Linked DNA regions of Homo sapiens: region 1 is linked to region 2. Evidence: chromatin contacts called from ENCODE Hi-C or POLR2A ChIA-PET data. All regions are on one chromosome and are shown on one strand. The core of a region is the stretch at or near the end of the contact, and the rest is flanking DNA. Distances in the headings are between cores, read along the strand shown.

Region 1 (3,197 bases), core at 537-3,036, 65 kb after region 2:
GTGTAATCTGAAAATAATTTTAAAACAAAAAGTTATCAAGGTCCAGCTTCAGGAGAGCCAACGTGACAGCTGACCTGATGCACCGGAGTTACAACACAAGAACTGTTGCATTCCCTTGCAATGGTGTGTCATGGGTTTGATCCACATGCACACAGAGTATATGTATTGAAAACAGTGGTGACATAATGTTCTACTTATTTTTGGATCTAGATTTCTTCAAAAACTAATGCGAGAAAAATACTCTAAAATGGATGATTTCTTCTGGCTATCCTTCAGAAAGACTGAATGAGAAAAATATGATGCTGCTAAAATAGGCCAAAATGTTGATGAAATGTCTGTGGATATTGGAGGATATACTCAAATGTAAATTGTCTCCTTTGTCATAAAATAAGGCGAGGCTATAGGTCGAGGTATTGGCAGTTACTATGAATAGTAAATAACCATTGAAAGATTGCTTGACTTTGAAATTGATTGCAGAGATAAACATTTAAAAGTTTTCTCTCAAATTTCTAGACATGTTATTTACCTCTCTATTCAGGTTATGTGGCCCATCTTTGTGCATTGGCAGTCTTATTACATTTTTTCTTCTCTTTTTTTCTCTTTGTGTTTTTAGTCTGTCATTCTCTTGATCTTCTACATATGGTGTAATGAAAATATGCACAGAATGTAATCAAGAAATGTCTCATATAATTAAAAAAAACAATTTAGTGCTTCTTAACATTGTACTAAATAGAAATTACCAACTGAGGGAAACTGATAAGAATTGACTGTGTAAATGCCTACACCCGAACCAGCATAGATATTGTTTAATAATTGGTTTTGTTTCTCATGATAAATAATGCTGCGTGACCTGTTACCCCACTTGAGAGATGCAGGAGTTAGAGATCAAAATGCTCGCTTTCTTAATGAGAAGAGCTCAATTGAAGACTTCGGTCTGTGGCAAGGGTGCCTGCTGCCCTTTTAGCCTGAACGAAGCCAGACTTACCCACTCAGCCACCAGGAAGAGCCCACCATGCAGTTCTCTCCTGTAGGGGCAGCTCCCGTAAAACCTGTAGTATGGAGTGGAAGAGAAAGTGCACATTTTGCCCGAAGTTGGAGGAAGAGGCTTGGCTAAACATGCTCAGTTCCTTCATCACTCAGATACCCCATGAGCAAGAGGGCAGAAAAATGCCCAGGGGTTATGCTAAGGGAGCTTCCTCTACTTGGAAACGCGAAGTAAAAGAATAGGAGGGTCGGCCCTCAACAGTCAATTAGGAGATGAGGCACAGCTGAAATCTAGGACCTGTTTTAAATCTGGCTGAACACATTAGCTATATAGTACCTGTGGTTTCCAAATACTATAGTAAATATATTGTATGTACTCGGATTACTGGAGATGCATTGTCAAAGTAGTCAAGTCAAGGACCATATTCAATATTGAAGTGGGTTTCAAAGATAATGAAACATAATAAGGACTCCAAAAATGCCACTAAAAGCAGATTCTCAATATTAGCTGTGCATCAAATTCACTTTAGTTCACTGAAAAATAACCTGTTGATTAAAATTCTGTTCCTCGTCATCATCAGGAAAGGATTTATGCTTTAAAGTTCCTATGCTATTTAATCTATTTTGCATTTCTCTGGCCATTGTGACTGAATTTCTCTTTCATGAGTAAATAGATAAGACTAAATGACAGCCATTTATAGCATCATTGCTGAGGACACAGCTGAGGGTCTGCCCAGCATGAACCACATGTTTGCAGAATGGTTGGTGGACAGCAGGTCCCAGCGTGGGATATTAGGTATGAGTGTCACCATGTGTCTCAGTAACACAGAACGGTATCCTTGGCAATGTACTCTGTGACCTCCACAAAACATTAGATATGCTGCATCAGCTTGACTGCTGAAAATAGTAAGCCTGCCTGGCACGCATAATTCTGTGGCCATTCTGTGCTTTAACCAGTAGTCTTACAGCGAAGCTCTGACCTGAGGCATTCTGCTTATAGCACTAACAAAACTTTGCTTTCCAAGGGGTTAAAGAAATACTTTCAAAACATGTGGCCTCACTTCCACTTAATTGCTGTAGGGACTCTCTGGTTTCAACAGGAGCCTTTGAATCTGAAGTTTAAGCCTTGCTTTTGTTCTATCAGCCCTCTTTTCCTTCAGTGATATGTTTTGCATTAGCGTTGCAGTGGAGTAGACACTAGCCTGTATTGATTTTGGTTTGCATGCTTATGCTAAGGCAGAGGTGTTAATTTTGAGGAAGAATGAATCCTGGTTTGGACCTGTGCACTTGAGGAAAGGAGGAAATTATAATTTCCACCATCTGTAACAGTGGCCCTGCTCCGAACATTTTGTGGCAAAGAAATGTTTAGTAGGTAGCTCTGGGCGGACAAGAGGGATTCAAGAATCAATAACATTTAGGCAAAGGTTAAAGACAGAAGGATGAATGGCACCGCCCAACAAAAATAGACTGATGAGAGTTATTGGCCATGGGGTGTGACTTGGAGAAACTGTCGTTTAAGGATTGGGGGAGAAAAAGGGACTCAGGAAGAGGACTGAGAAAAAGAAACAGAGAAACAGTGGAAAGTGGAGCATTCTAGCATCCATTTGAAGGAGAGTGCAGAAATAGGAGGTAATGAACTGTGTCAAATGCAGGTAGAGATTTAGCACATTGCAAGAACTGAAAAGTGTCCCTTGGATTAGCAAGTAAGGAATGATTGTTGACCGTAAGAGGATTTGTACCAGATGGTGAGAATTGAAGTCAGATTGTGAGGGGGATCAAACAGGAGGAGAGAAATAAAGACTGTGATTATGATCAACTCTTGTGGGCAGGAGAGCTGAGAAAGAAGAGGAGAGAATGTGTGGCTCAGGGAGCCACACAGTCCTTGGAGGACTGTTCGTTAGGGTAGAAATGTTTTTTGTCTTGTTTATAGGACAAGGAGAAGACTGGTGAGAAAAAGATGAAGACAGAGACAGAGAAGAGAGGGGAAAATAAGTGTGAAGTCTTGGAAGTTAGGAAGGGATGACTTTGACAAGGAAGGAGAGACTTCTTTTGTCCTCGGAGCAGGGGAAAGGAGACGGAACACAGGAGTGTATAAAAAAGGAATGGAGTATTGACAGTGCCGTTTCTGGAGGCCTTGACTTTCTCAGGGCAGCAGCAGGCAAGGATGTCTGAGAGTAAGTGGGAGGGGTGTCACAGAGAGAATATGAAGAGAG
Region 2 (3,324 bases), core at 474-2,973:
GGACTTACGTTTTCAGACCTGTCCTGTCAGGAGTCCATTCCTTTATCCCTATCCTCTCTAAACTATGGAGTGAGTTACCTTGGTGAGGTAAAACTGAGGCCACCAAAATCTATAGATCACTCCTTCCTTGGGAGTGTTGCCGGAGAAAAGCCTCTCTCCTGAGAAGCAGGCTTTGTCCTCTACCAGTCGGTTCCCTCAGCCCTCAAGTGATAACTGCCCTTGCTCTGAGCTTCCTCCCAGCCTTTTTACCTCCCTCTCTAGGGGTTTGGGCTGATGCTTCCAGGAGCTGCCATTTTTCTGATGTGGCTGCCACGTTTCCCAACTCTTCTGCCTCCGAGCACTTGGAGTTGCGAGAGAGACCTCTCTCCCAATGACAGCTCTTTGAGCAAATCTTAGACAGGTGATCCTCTGAGTAGTCTGTACTTTCTCCTTTTAATTTATAGTACCCCCTACTGAATAACTTGGCACCAATTCTCTGAGAGTGGACAGGAGACCTTGGAGCTATCCAGTTCAGTTTCTCCTCACAACCATTTGCTGTCTCCTAGAATAAGGCCCCTCCATTTTCAGCTCTGTCCAACCTCAGGGTCTGTCTCTGCATACTTCAGACCTTTCTTTCCAGGGGTTGGGGTTAATGTTTGCTTCCCTGGCATTAGTCCTGATATCTCTTCATTCTGAGTTTCCTAGTGTTTCTTTAACCATTTCTTCCAGGAGGTCTAGGGGAGCCCCAGTCAATGGGATCCCTGTGGAGCTGTTCAAACATCCTAGGTAGGTTTTGAAATTGATGAGCTCCTGTGTCTCCACAGGGATGCTATTGATGTCATCAGAACAATTCCTTTTTGCATCTGAGCAGTTCCACTCATTGCAGATAATTCACCTCCTCTGCCCTGCTCACTTCAAGCCAGTGGTGCTTCCCACTCGTGGGAGCAACCCCATACTCACCTTCAGATTCCCAAATGCTCCCTGGCAATGGCAGTATGCAGATACTCTTCATGGCTATTTGTAGCTTGCGCATAGAGAAATGCAAAGCCAAGTTTCAGTGAGTGTATGACTGTGTTTATTTTCTTACCTTGATTCTTACTGATATGCTCTCCCTTATTCTCTGGTTTGCTTATCATTTTCCCCACTCCTTTCTTCCATTTTTGTTACTATCTAAGGACATATATTTAACAAAAGCCAGTTCAAACCCTTTTATGAGAGAGTATAGTGGAAAGTGAATGGATTTTGGAATTCCTTCATTAAATCCTATGAAATTGTGTCAATAGACCAAAAAATAGTCAGATAATGTGATTTCCTAGGGTTCAACCTAGTAGATGGAGCAGATCCTAGATTTGCCTCCTGTGTATCCTTAGGCTAGTAACCTAACCTCTTTGAGTCCCCCAGTTTACTTTTATCTATAAAAACAGATCATAATTGTAAAAATCCATATAGGATTGTTCTGAGGATAAAATGAATTGAAAATATGTATAAAATTCTTTGTTCAGTGTTTGGAACATAGCAGGCACTTAAATGTTAACTTTCCCCCGTTCGTCTATGTAACAGAGAAATTACTACTTCTTGAGGTTTCTAGGAGATTCCAGTGAGAGAATACAGTCAAGCACTCAGCATAGCATCTGGCACTTGCTTGGCACCCTGTACCACTGGCTGTTCTTATTATTGTTTTTGGAAATAGTCCAAAAGTCAATTATGAATATGACATAGTCATTGCAACTCTGTGTCACTGTGCACCCAGTGGCTCGCTCCCTTGGGCTGCCAGCAAGCCACGGGATGAAGGCATTTGGATTATACTTTCTAGCTTCTCTCATCTAGCTTGTGATCAAAAACTGGGCAAGAAAATTTGGGTCCCTTACAAACTTGATCATGTGTGAATAATGAACTTTGGCTGGCAGAGCTTGGGGACTAGAGTGATTGTTTTGAAAACAATAACCCTGACCTCTGTGGTGATGTCATTTTCTCCCATCCATCCAGTCTGTTGTGGTTTTCTTCTCTGGGAAGCTGTTCCAGAACCTTCTAGGCAGTGTTAATAGGTTCTTGTCTGGCTGCTAAGTACCCATACACAACTCCACTTTAGTGCTATTATAGAGCTCTACCTCTTTGTCCCATCTTTGTACCGGATTGAGAGCTTTCTTGAAGACCCTTTGTCTTTGTATTTCACTCATTGGACACTGGTGTAGCAAATAATCCATCTATAGAAACACTTGGTGAATAGATTGAGACCAAGTTATAAGATTTCTACCTAGGCCACCTGATCATCAATGACTGCCTTTAACTTTCTCCCAGTCTTAGTCAGTATTATTCTCTCTCTCTGTGTTTCTGACACACACACACACACACACACACACACACACACACACACACACTTTGTATAAACAACAGACCCATCCCTAAAGACTGGGAGACCAAAGGATGGATGTATTTGCTTTCTTCAAGTGTAAGATTCTCTATTACAAATTCCATCTTCCTAGGAGTCATAGAACTGAACTTAAAAGTTTTGTTTTGCAAACGTATTGTCATGAAATGAAAGTGTGAGTATGTTAATCTACAAATAAGTGACCAATAAAGAATGTCTTAGTGGATTTTTGTCTCAGTTCCTGTGTTGCTGAAATGATTTTCCAAAGATAAGAAATCTGTTGGCAAACACTTATTCTATCATCACTGATAAATGAGCTGCTTGTCAGAAGGAGGTCTGGCCTTAGATTCTTGTCATGATTTCAGCATGAGATGTGGTGTGTCACGGATGTGTCCTAGTCTTGTAGGACAGGTTGAGGGTTGATGGTGTAACTTTGTGTGGAGACATTTTATCACATGGAGGAATTGTTGGCTATCGACCATGTGCTGCATAGCACCAAATTAGGCACCAAGAGGCATAAAAACAGAATGTAAGACATGATCTTCAAAAGTTTTATGATGTGCTTGGGGACTGGACCCACACACACAGAGCAGTTAAGTTACAGTGTAAACCAGTGTACGAGTAAATGTAAAACCAACAAAGATTTAATCTCCAAGATTTAATAAGAGGTTAAATGAGGATACTGTTATGACTTGGGAGACAGTTAATTGGGGAGATATAATATTAATTGACTATTAAGAATAGGTTGAGGGAAAGGGAAAATCATCTTTATAGAGAAAAACAAGTAGTTTTTTCTTTCTTTATACTTTCATAACACTCTGGTCACAAAAATGTGTGGTTTTTATCCCTCATAATGACCAATTCTCCAATACCAGCTGGTTATCTTAAAGTTTAACTTAATCTCGACACTAACTGGAGATAATACAGACTACACAGGTTAAGGGCTCAGTCCCACAAGACTGCCCCCACCCCTCATT

What was found. A loop is a pair of places that touch in the nucleus more often than their neighbours do. ChIA-PET counts read pairs that join two places held with the same protein, here RNA polymerase II (POLR2A). Pooled maps may share reads with other maps.
Region 1: a loop to region 2 is called in a pooled map, with 2.4 times the contacts of the local background. The contact joins two enhancer-like sites. A Hi-C loop is called at or near these places in 1 of 168 maps with a recorded cell type or tissue (endothelial cell of umbilical vein), 1 of 37 single-sample maps with no recorded cell type and 1 of 50 pooled maps. POLR2A ChIA-PET finds 5 or more read pairs at or near these places in 1 of 52 experiments (PC-9).

The regions. Positions count from the first base shown.
Region 1 is chr4:41,568,310-41,571,506 of GRCh38, forward strand. All of the region lies in intron 1 of LIMCH1 (LIM and calponin homology domains 1), which reads left to right. LOC105374423 (a long non-coding RNA gene) reads right to left here. Exons shown (of 4, transcript XR_001741667.2): 1 at 1-3,197. Among named protein-coding and RNA genes, the nearest start is that of LIMCH1, 32 kb to the left of the region's middle. Within about 2 kb of position 1,787, at least 6 of the 41 ENCODE cell types and tissues checked have a DNase peak (open chromatin) inside an H3K27ac peak, as active enhancers do.
Region 2 is chr4:41,503,613-41,506,936 of GRCh38, forward strand. It overlaps a transcript of LIMCH1 not described here. Among named protein-coding and RNA genes, the nearest start is that of LIMCH1, 33 kb to the right of the region's middle. Within about 2 kb of position 1,724, at least 7 of the 41 ENCODE cell types and tissues checked have a DNase peak (open chromatin) inside an H3K27ac peak, as active enhancers do.